Linked DNA regions of Mus musculus: region 1 is linked to region 2. The links are chromatin contacts, found by Hi-C or POLR2A ChIA-PET in ENCODE. All regions are on one chromosome and are shown on one strand. Each heading gives the region's core, a stretch centred on a gene start or an enhancer-like site at or near the end of the contact. The rest is flanking DNA. Distances are from core to core; before and after follow the strand shown.

The links. Hi-C counts contacts between places; a loop is a spot of excess contacts on that map. ChIA-PET counts read pairs that join two places held with the same protein, here RNA polymerase II (POLR2A).
Region 1: a map of left cerebral cortex shows a loop between it and region 2 (1.9-fold over the local background). The contact joins the promoter of Bicc1 here to the enhancer-like site in region 2. A Hi-C loop is called at or near these places in 1 of 37 maps with a recorded cell type or tissue (left cerebral cortex). POLR2A ChIA-PET finds 5 or more read pairs at or near these places in 1 of 5 experiments (Patski).

Annotation. Positions count from the first base shown.
Region 1 is chr10:71,157,409-71,162,196 of GRCm38, forward strand. Bicc1 (BicC family RNA binding protein 1) reads right to left here and starts at 2,282. Exons shown (of 21, transcript NM_031397.3): 1 at 2,013-2,282. The coding sequence starts at 2,208.
Region 2 is chr10:70,987,645-70,992,292 of GRCm38, forward strand. All of the region lies in intron 3 of Bicc1 (BicC family RNA binding protein 1), which reads right to left. Among named protein-coding and RNA genes, the nearest start is that of Gm24486, 110 kb to the left of the region's middle. Within about 2 kb of position 3,285, at least 1 of the 3 ENCODE cell types and tissues checked has a DNase peak (open chromatin) inside an H3K27ac peak, as active enhancers do.

The DNA of each region.
Region 1 (4,788 bases), core at 1,032-3,531, 170 kb after region 2:
AGCATAAAGAAAATAAACACAAGATCACCCTTGGTTCACAAATGTGGTGATTCTGTGGAATCTTATGTGGATGGGTAAGAGTAATGAGCTTCCACGGTGCACTGTGCCCTCGATGGGTCCTATCCTCTATGACTTCAGGGCTTATTTTGCCAACAAGGTAATGTATTTGTTAAGTAACTCTGGAAAAAGACTCAAAGAACTTTCCAAGCACTAAGTGCTTAACTCATTATGTATAGGTCAATACAGGCTCACTGCTAAACATTTGACCACTGAAAAGTGATTCAGGCCTTCAGATGTTAAAATGGCCTGCCTAAAACAGGGTTAACAACAGTTCATGTTTTCTGAATATTCTACCCATATTTCATTGAATCAAAAATGAAAATTCACTGAAAAGAAAAATCCCCTAGGAGAACTCAGATTTTACAAGTGAGCTGCCCAGAAACTGGCACCCACCGCAGCATCTGTGCAGGGTATCCCTGAAGGATGAGACCGCCATATTCTGAGGAATCACCCTTTCTGTTTCCAACACAAGAAAGTTGGATCAGCCAGGGAATCTTCCGGTTCACTACGATCTTACAATCCATCTGCAACATAATTGTAACATTTTGTTTGTAACCCCCCAAAACTAGGCAATGATCTTACAATCCATCTGCAACATAATTGTAACATTTTGTTTGTAACCCCCCAAAACTAGGCAGACTCGTGGAACTAATAAGGAAGCTTCACAAATGAAAAATTCCTGAAATGTAACCCGGCTTCAATTTTCAGATCTATTACTTTCCTCCAAAGTTACATAATCTCAGGGGGAAAAAAAAAAAAAAAAAAACACAAGACATGACATTTGGAATGTTTATCAATACAAATAAGCAACAAAGGAGAGGAGTTCTCGGCCCTTCCAGAACCGCCTGCCAAGCACTCCTGATACTTATTTCCACCAAGTTATTGTTTAGGAAAACATGTTGTTCTCTCTTAAAATAACCCTCTTAATTGTTCCGAGAAGCCACTGCATTTCCAGAGAGGAATAACTTGCTCCCATACTGCGATACATTGACAGATAAAGTCAAAATAAGTCACGCAGACAGCAATAAAAGCGAGTCTGTGGACCTCCAAGCTTCCCGGGATGAAGGATGAGAGCTACCGAATCCTCACCTCTCTCCCTTCCTGGGAGCAGGGGCCAGATCTCCTCAAGTCTTAAAAATAATGCACATTCCAGCTACCTCATCTCTGCCTTTGGATGTGGGAGGTGAGCCACACAGGTAGGCTGCGAATGGACATTTTTAAAGGTCAAAATGACCTTGGATCTGTTACTGCTCACTCTAATCCTAAAGCAATAAATCAGCATTTGCTTCCGATCCAGTGTGGAGAAAGTTTCTCTTCCTGGGAAAATCCCAGAAACTCTATAAAGAATTTGAAAAAAATTTTTTTTAAATTAAAAACCCAAAATATGAAAGTCAAGTCAGACTCCCACAGCTGCAAGGGAGAAGTTTATGGACTGAATGTAACTCAAGATGTCTTTTAGGACTGCCCTGACACATGCTACCCTGACACATGCTACCCTCGCACTGCCAGGGCACAGATCCCCACGCCTGGGTGACTTGCTCCAGCTCAAGACTCCGGCGTGGGGGCGGGGGCTCCCAGCTGAAGCCTTGACATCTGCAGCGCTTTTCCAGGCGACGAGAGCAGGCCCTAGCTGGAGGAAGCGGATACTAAGGAGGGGAGGGAAAAGACGCGGCAGGGGTGGCAGAGATTCCAGGCTGCGGGAAGCCGGGCAAAGTCCCGCACACTGGGCGGTCCCGTAGTGTAAGGATGCCACGGCCCAGATGTCCCAGCTGCAGCTGGCACCGCCGCGGTCCTAACAGCAACTTCGGAGCTGCAGCACAAACTCGGGCCTCCAGCTCCTCGGATCCGAGCAAGCTGACAAAGTTGGGGGGGAGGGAGGGTGTCCCGTGAGCGGACTGAGAGACGATCCTGTGGCGGACTTGGGAGAGGATTAGGAGCAGGGGCATGCCTACCTTGGAGCATGGCCTCGAGTTTCTTCCTGTCCACGCGGAAGCGCTCCTCGCTCCACTCCGGGCTGTGCAAGAGGGGCGCCGCGGCCACCAGATCGTCCTCGGAGCCGGCCACCGGCGAGTCGGTGCTGCGCTCGCTGTTGGAGCCGGGGTCCGACTGCGCCGCCGCCAGGTAGCCCGGCTCGCTCTGCGAGGCCATGGTGCGAGCGGCGCTCGGGCTGCCGCCGCCCCGGCCCCGGCCGATGTGGCTCGGCGCGCCGCAGCGCTAGCTCGTGCCCCCGCCGCCGCCGTGGCCGCGGGAAGCCCTGCGCATCCCCGCCTCGGGCGCCGCCCCCCGCCCCGCCGCGCCGATCGCCTGCGCCCCGGCCCCCGCCCGCCCGCAGCGCCCGCTCCGAGCGCACAGAGCCGCCCGCGCCTCCGGCCGCCGCCAGCCCCGCCGCCGCCTCGCGCGCTCATTGGCCGGCCAGGCCCACGGGGAGCAGCGGGCGGGAGCGGCCAGCCCGCGCCCTCTCACACGCACCACGTCCACACGCCGCGCGGCGCCGCCCGGAATGCCTGACCCATCGCGTGGACCCTCGGGCTCTCGGACCCCCTCACCCAGTTCGAGCCTAGCGCTCCTGGGGTGCCCCGCCAGACGCCCTCGTCACTTACTGCCACTTTTTTGTACTTTGATGGAGACTCCATCAAAACTCACAAACTTTGATGGAGACTCCATCAAAAACTCACTCCTGCCAGGCGTACAAGCTTGCTTATCCACACCCGAATCCCTTACTGTCACTTTTCTATCCCTATACCCGAATTCCATCCCTCTCCATACTCAGAATACTCCAAACTTAGATCAAGTTCACCCCAAAGTGCTCAAAGGGTATGCTCCCAAGTCCAGTCCTATTTACAGACCCTCAGAACACCCTGAGTCTGTCCCACAAGCCTGAATGAGAATAGAGAGTAATAAAAGGAGATCTGGGGACAAGAGGGATTGATGACCAACTTTTGCAGATGTCAGAGTAGACTTGACTTGTGTGCACCTAATCGGTCCAATCCAAAGATACCTTCGCCAGATGTGCCCTTCTCTGACTTTAATTTCAGGCCTTGATTCAACAAGACACTACTTTCGCCACCTTAAGCATCTATCTCTGTCTGAGATCACAGAAATGGCTGGCTCATTCTCTAGACAGGCTGGGAGCTCCTCTCTGTTCTAGGCGGCCCACAGATGAAAGCCTCGCAACTTCTGATGCTGACTGCCCGCCAGCCCACGCACCATCACTCTCAAAGCGGAGCATAGAGCTCAGAGGATGAAGTCCTGCTGTGAGCTTGGAACACTCGCCCCCACGCCACACAGAATCGTACTGCCTTTTATTAAATGACCAAACGCACAAGAGTATCTGTTCTACGTAGGAGGATGATGGTGTTAAATATGGTAGAAAAGCACTGTGCTACCGAGGGAAGAAGTAGGTTTACAAGTGGGGTGAGCCATAGGGTTCACCTGGGGCCCATAGATAATCATACAGTGTGTGTTTGAATCAAAACTCTTACAGGGGGCTGGAGACGTGACTCAGAACATAAGTACACTGGCTGTCAAGCCAGACAACCTGAGTTAGACCCTCAGGCCTCACATGGTGGAAAGAGAGGCCCAATGCAGGCAAGTTGTCCTTTTTGGCCATACCAAGAGCACTTTGGAATAACACTCTCACACGCATACACAAATAGATAATAAAACGGAACTTTAACATATCTCCAGCTGGAGAGATGGTTCAGCCGTTATAGAGTTCTTGGTGCTTTTCCTGGGGACCAGAGTTCCATTCCCAGAGCCCACCTTGCAGGGCTCACAACTGCCTGTAACTCCAGCTCAGCTGTGTTTGGTGCCCTCTTCTGACTTCTTCTGGCACCTGCACTTGAGGACATGTACACACACACACACACACACACCATAGATAGATAGATAGATAGATAGATAGATAGATAGATAGATAGATAGATAGATAGATGGATGGATGGATGGATGGATGGATGGATGGATGGATGGATGGATGGATGGATGGATGGGTGGGTGGGTGGGTGGGTGGGTGGGTGGGTGGGTAGAGGAGGAATGGGATGCATCTTTCCCTTGGTTCCTGCTACAATGAGAAAACCAGCAGAGCCAGGACATGGAAGTGGGGGACTGGATGATGAGAGTTTCAAGTACGAGGTGAGTTAAAAGAAGAGAGTTCAAGCTCGAGACGCCCCAATCAGTCCAGTCAGGGGTTCTATCTTCATTCTCACAACAAAGGGAAAGTACACAAACATTTTAGGTTAAAGGTGGTGTGGTTAAATACGATCATTAAAGAGGCGCCAGTGTATTTCAGAGGACATTGCAAGGCAAGGAGAGAAGAGTTGGAACAATGTAGACGATACATGGGAATCTTAGACCGTAACAATGCCAATGGTATCTGAGGCAGGGACAGTGTAGAGAGGCATGAGAGGATTGTGGGAAGCCTTCCTGTGTGTCATCAGTTACACTGGCATTGGATGAGACATGGGATGATGGGAAAGGTATGTCTACAGGATTACAGCTGACACAGAGCTTGGTGCTGTGAGCTGAATTAGAGATTACTGGGAGATTGTTGTACCAGAGGAATGACTACAATGTCCTCCTCAACCTAGTGAGGATAGGGCATCATTGAGAACTCCGAAAATATGTCAGATAGACAATCGGATATGATGGTCTGGGCTATACAGATGGGGGAAAGACTATGATTTTTGCCTGTATGCAATCATTCTAGTGAGATGCAGGCATCGGGCG
Region 2 (4,648 bases), core at 2,035-4,534:
GCATTAGCCAGCAGAACCAGCCCTCGATGGGACAGCCAGCCTCCAGTGGAAAGGAACCTCTTATCTTCTGTCTGAAGCAATTGCTGATCAGGGTGTTGGTCCTCTACAGTGTGACTGATGTGATATGGTTAAGTGTACACCCAAGGTCACGGCAATGAAAGCATAGTGAACTTTGCAAAATTAGTGATTTAGTTTGGGCTGTGCATTCAGACTCCTGTGGCGGAGACAGGATGAACATTACTGAAGTCTAGACTGGAACGCCTACAGAAATTGTAACATTTGCTTTGCAGAGATAGAGTCAGTTGTGTGACAAACGGCAGTCAGCAGTGACCATGCTTAACTCCACACAGAGGGTGATGGAAACCAACAGGAACTCAGATGGACGAGCTGAAGACACGCTCTGTCCAGTGAGCTCACTGGTCATCTTAAAGATCCACAGCTCACTGAGGACACAGCATACAAAGAATCCTCATCAGCTGACCTCCACTCTTGAACATCAGCTCACGTGCGTTTCCAGAGAGAAACCACATAGATGAAATCCAACCAACAAATGGATATCCATCATGAATGCTTCTTTGGAATATCTCCTTCAGTAGACCACCTCAACTTACACGTTACTTGGTGAATGCTCTCTGGTGTAGCAGAGCCTTATCAAATATTTGGGGGAGTTTTCAGATCATGGAGCCCTAAGGAATGCTTCAACCACACCCCCTGATTCCTGAGTGTGGACCTGGAGAGCAGCAGTAGCTCCGCCCTGGGAAACTGATGGACATGACCATCTTCAACCTCTACTGCACACTTACTGAGCTCAAGGGAGGGGTCTCCTCGCAACCCCCTGGGTGATTCTACTGTGCTGGGGAACGCAAACTCTCCAAATATCCCAGAGACACTAAGAACCTTCATTAGGCCATTCAATCCAAGGGAAACAAAACCAGGCATAAAACATCTGCTTACTGTTTCTCAATCAAATACTCCTCCACTAAATCAGAGGGTGTACATAATAGAATCCTGGTCCATACACAGGCTCACAGATGGAATTATTGGGTTGCCTCATTTTCTCTTTCCTCATCTCTTCATGTATTAATCTGAATCCCACTGCAAGTCGAGACTTTCAGGGGAAAGAACCAATTCACTGATAAGATAGACAATACCATTGGGATGATGGGGTCCCTAATACTTTATTCCTATGGATATGCAGCACATGCAAGACATCCTAGCTCACACTGCAGTCTTTACCATGTACAGCCCCACTAGAATGTGTACTCCTCAGGACAATTACACATTTTGTTTACTTAAACATCCCATGGGGGCTGCAGAGACAGCTCCATGCTTAAGAACACTGGATGCTCTTCCAGAGGTCCCAGAGTCATTTCTAAACACTCACTTAGCACCTCACCACTTTCTGTAACTCCAGTCCCAGAGGATCCAATGCACTGTTCTGGTCGCTGTGCACACAGACATACATGCAGGCAAAACACCCATACACATAAAATAAAAATAAGTAACATCTCACTGCTTAAAGCACACTGGCTGTCATGTGGGTATGCCAACAGACCAAAGTCAACCCATTTGAGAAAATAAAGAAATTTAAATTTGATATTTTCATTGTTTAAACTCTTGATAGGTCTATATTCATCTATATCATAAGCTATGGAAAAACTTAGACTTCATTTCTCAGTACAACTCAGCAGGTATTATGCTCCTTGCCTGTCTAGTTCGCTCTCTCTCTCTCTCTCTCTCTCTCTCTCTCTCTCTCTCTCTCTCTCTCTCTTCCTTTCCTCTCCTCTCCTCTCCTCTCCTCTCCTCTCCTCCTTTCCTTCTTTCTTTCTTTGTTTTTTTTTTTTTTCCCGAGAAAGTCCATGGTAAATATTTCAAGCTTCAGCCACTCAATTTTGGACACAAAAGAATTCAGAGACACAGTGGGTGAGTAATGATGTTTATTCCAACCCAACTTTATTTCCATAAACCACAACTAAGTCAGAATAGGCCTGGGATACAATCTCTTGTCCAAAATCAAAAGAGCATACAACTATTAATGGCTTCCAGTTAAAAAACAGATTCATTTGATGGGGACAGATGATCTAGTCTATAGAGGGTACTTGAATATTTGCTACTTAAACTATCCTCGTCAAGAAAAAGGATGCACCCTGGTAGAGATACCCTTGGTTGCTCAGGCCAAGTCATCTCTGAGTTGCTCAACATCAAGTACTTTTCTTCTTTTCTTTTCCTTTTTTTCTTTTCTTTTCTTCTCTTCTCTTCTCTTCTCTTCTCTTCTCTTCTCTTCTCTTCTCTTCTCTTCTCTTTTCTTTTCTTTTCTTTTCTGGAAGATGCTAAGACCTACTCAAGATGGGTGCTAAGGAAAGGCCAACTTTATTGTTTCTTTTACACCCCAGTAGCTGAGGGTAATGGAGACAGTACTGATTTCTTTATTAAACCCAAGTTTACTTTGGCATATCCAAGGAGGTTTTAACACACCATTGAACATATGACTCTATATTCCAATTTTAAAAGAAAGAGTACTTCCTTTGCGATCATAGTCAGGGAAAGACATCCTAGCCACTAACCAAGCTGTGTGGTCCCTTGGACCTCGGGCAGCTGCCTGGAGCAAGGATAAATCATTTGGTCCTTTGGACATAGAGGGAGAAAAGGAAGCCAGGAGCCGAGTGTCACCTCTGAAATTCTTCTCTGTTCCTGGGATCCTGGTTATTGTTATTGGCACTCACTTTTCCAACGGAGAATGAAATATTTCTTCACTGTTAGTGTCTCAGCTGACTTTACTTTTTTTTTCCTTTCTTTCTTTCATTAGTGACTTTTATGAACTCAGAACAGATTTGTTTCTGGACACCACCTTTTATTACAAGATCCCAATGAGAGCTGGATGTAGGCTAACTCCAGAACAACTCCCCTCTCTGCAGACCATCCCTGCAAATGAACCACACATGGAGCAAGAGGAGCAAACAAGACCCCGAAAGAGACACTTCACTTCTGCTCACGGTCAGCTCTTACAGTTTGTTTGTTTTTCTTTAAACTAAAAACTAGCCTACACACCCACCGGCTTCTTCTCATCACCCATATCACTGCCATTTATTTACTTTTAATTAATTTATCTCCTTATTTATTTTGGAGACAGGGTCACACGTATCCCAGGCTCTGGCTATGGAGCTGAGGATGGCCTTCAACTCACGACTCTCCTACTCCCTCGGCCAGGATGCTGGGATGCCAAGCGTGTACCATCACTAAGGGTTTACAAGGTGCAGGCGACAGAACACAAAGGTCTGTGCGTGCTAGCCGAGCTTTCTAGCCACCGAGACATCTGCAGCCTAGAGGATTACAACACGGGAGAGGAAGGCACCCCTGGCCCCTTTGGCAGAAGGGGTGAGCACACTTACATAGAGGGACAGATGCTAAAACCTTTAACTGTGTTTACTTCTTCAAACGCTGTGACAGACAATGCAGTGATAGTTATGAAAACATTTGGCATCTTACAAATGTTTAATTTTTTTTCCCACTGTTTTGAGGCCTCAACTATTATAAATCAGAATATTTGACAGAGTTCAGTCATGTTTTATGGATTAAGGAAAAAATATCTTACTTTCTAAAAAACAAGCCCTTCTAAGATTAAGATTAAATACTTTCCAAGGCTTTAAATACTGTCCAAAGCCTATTATTTCTCAATAACCCTTCAAAGGATCACCAAAGAGAAGTGAACAATTTGGACTGCTACAAGGATCTGACAGAAGGAGCTGTAACTGTAGCCTGGCAGTAGATAATAGCTTAGCAGGCACCAAGCCATGGGCTTAATTCTCAATATGGTAAGGAGAAAAGAATTCTTTACCTAGTGGTGCACACCATCACCTAAGCACATAAGAGCTAAGGCAGAGGACCTCAAGTTCTATATCAGCTTGGACTGCACAGTGAGGTTTAGGCTAGCCTGGGCTACACAATTCCCCATCATTCTCTGTGTCTGTCTCTCTCCCATATATGTGGATAGATCACTACCACCATCACTATCAAGGATTTTTTTTTTCTAGATTACATCCCAGCTTTCTATCTCTTAGGCCTACTTCACTTACCTATGGTTTTCTACCTGTTCCACAATAGAAACATTTATGTGAATATATTAACACCAAGTAGGAACGAGAGAGAATAATGACCTAGCTAAAGACATCCTTAACCGCTGAAGCTTGAGAGCATGTGGCTTGTAAACCAGGGAGCATGCAGGTGCCTAACGAAGAAGCATGAGTCTTTAACCATGGACAAGTGAGGCAGGATAGCAGGGATGGGAGAAACCAATGGAGGATGGGGCCACAAGCACAGGATGGCATGATGTCTCAGCTGGGAAAGTAAAGAAGATTGTTTCTTCCAGAAGGGAACTTTGAGAGGCTGACCCTGTTAAATGACACCTTTACTGCAGTTCTTATCTTCATGGTTAGTGTCTATAAACATGGCTTGCATTGTCTTAAAGGCACCAAGTTCGTAGTGTATCAGAGTAACAGAAAATGACCCCACTAGCTAGTTCTAATATAATTATGGACCTACAGCCTTAGTACAAAGATGAGCACCGTCTGCAACTCACAAGTGAAGATTCGACATCTGGGCGCATTACCAAGTATGCAAGGCCGTGAGACTCCACAGCCCCAACCCTTAA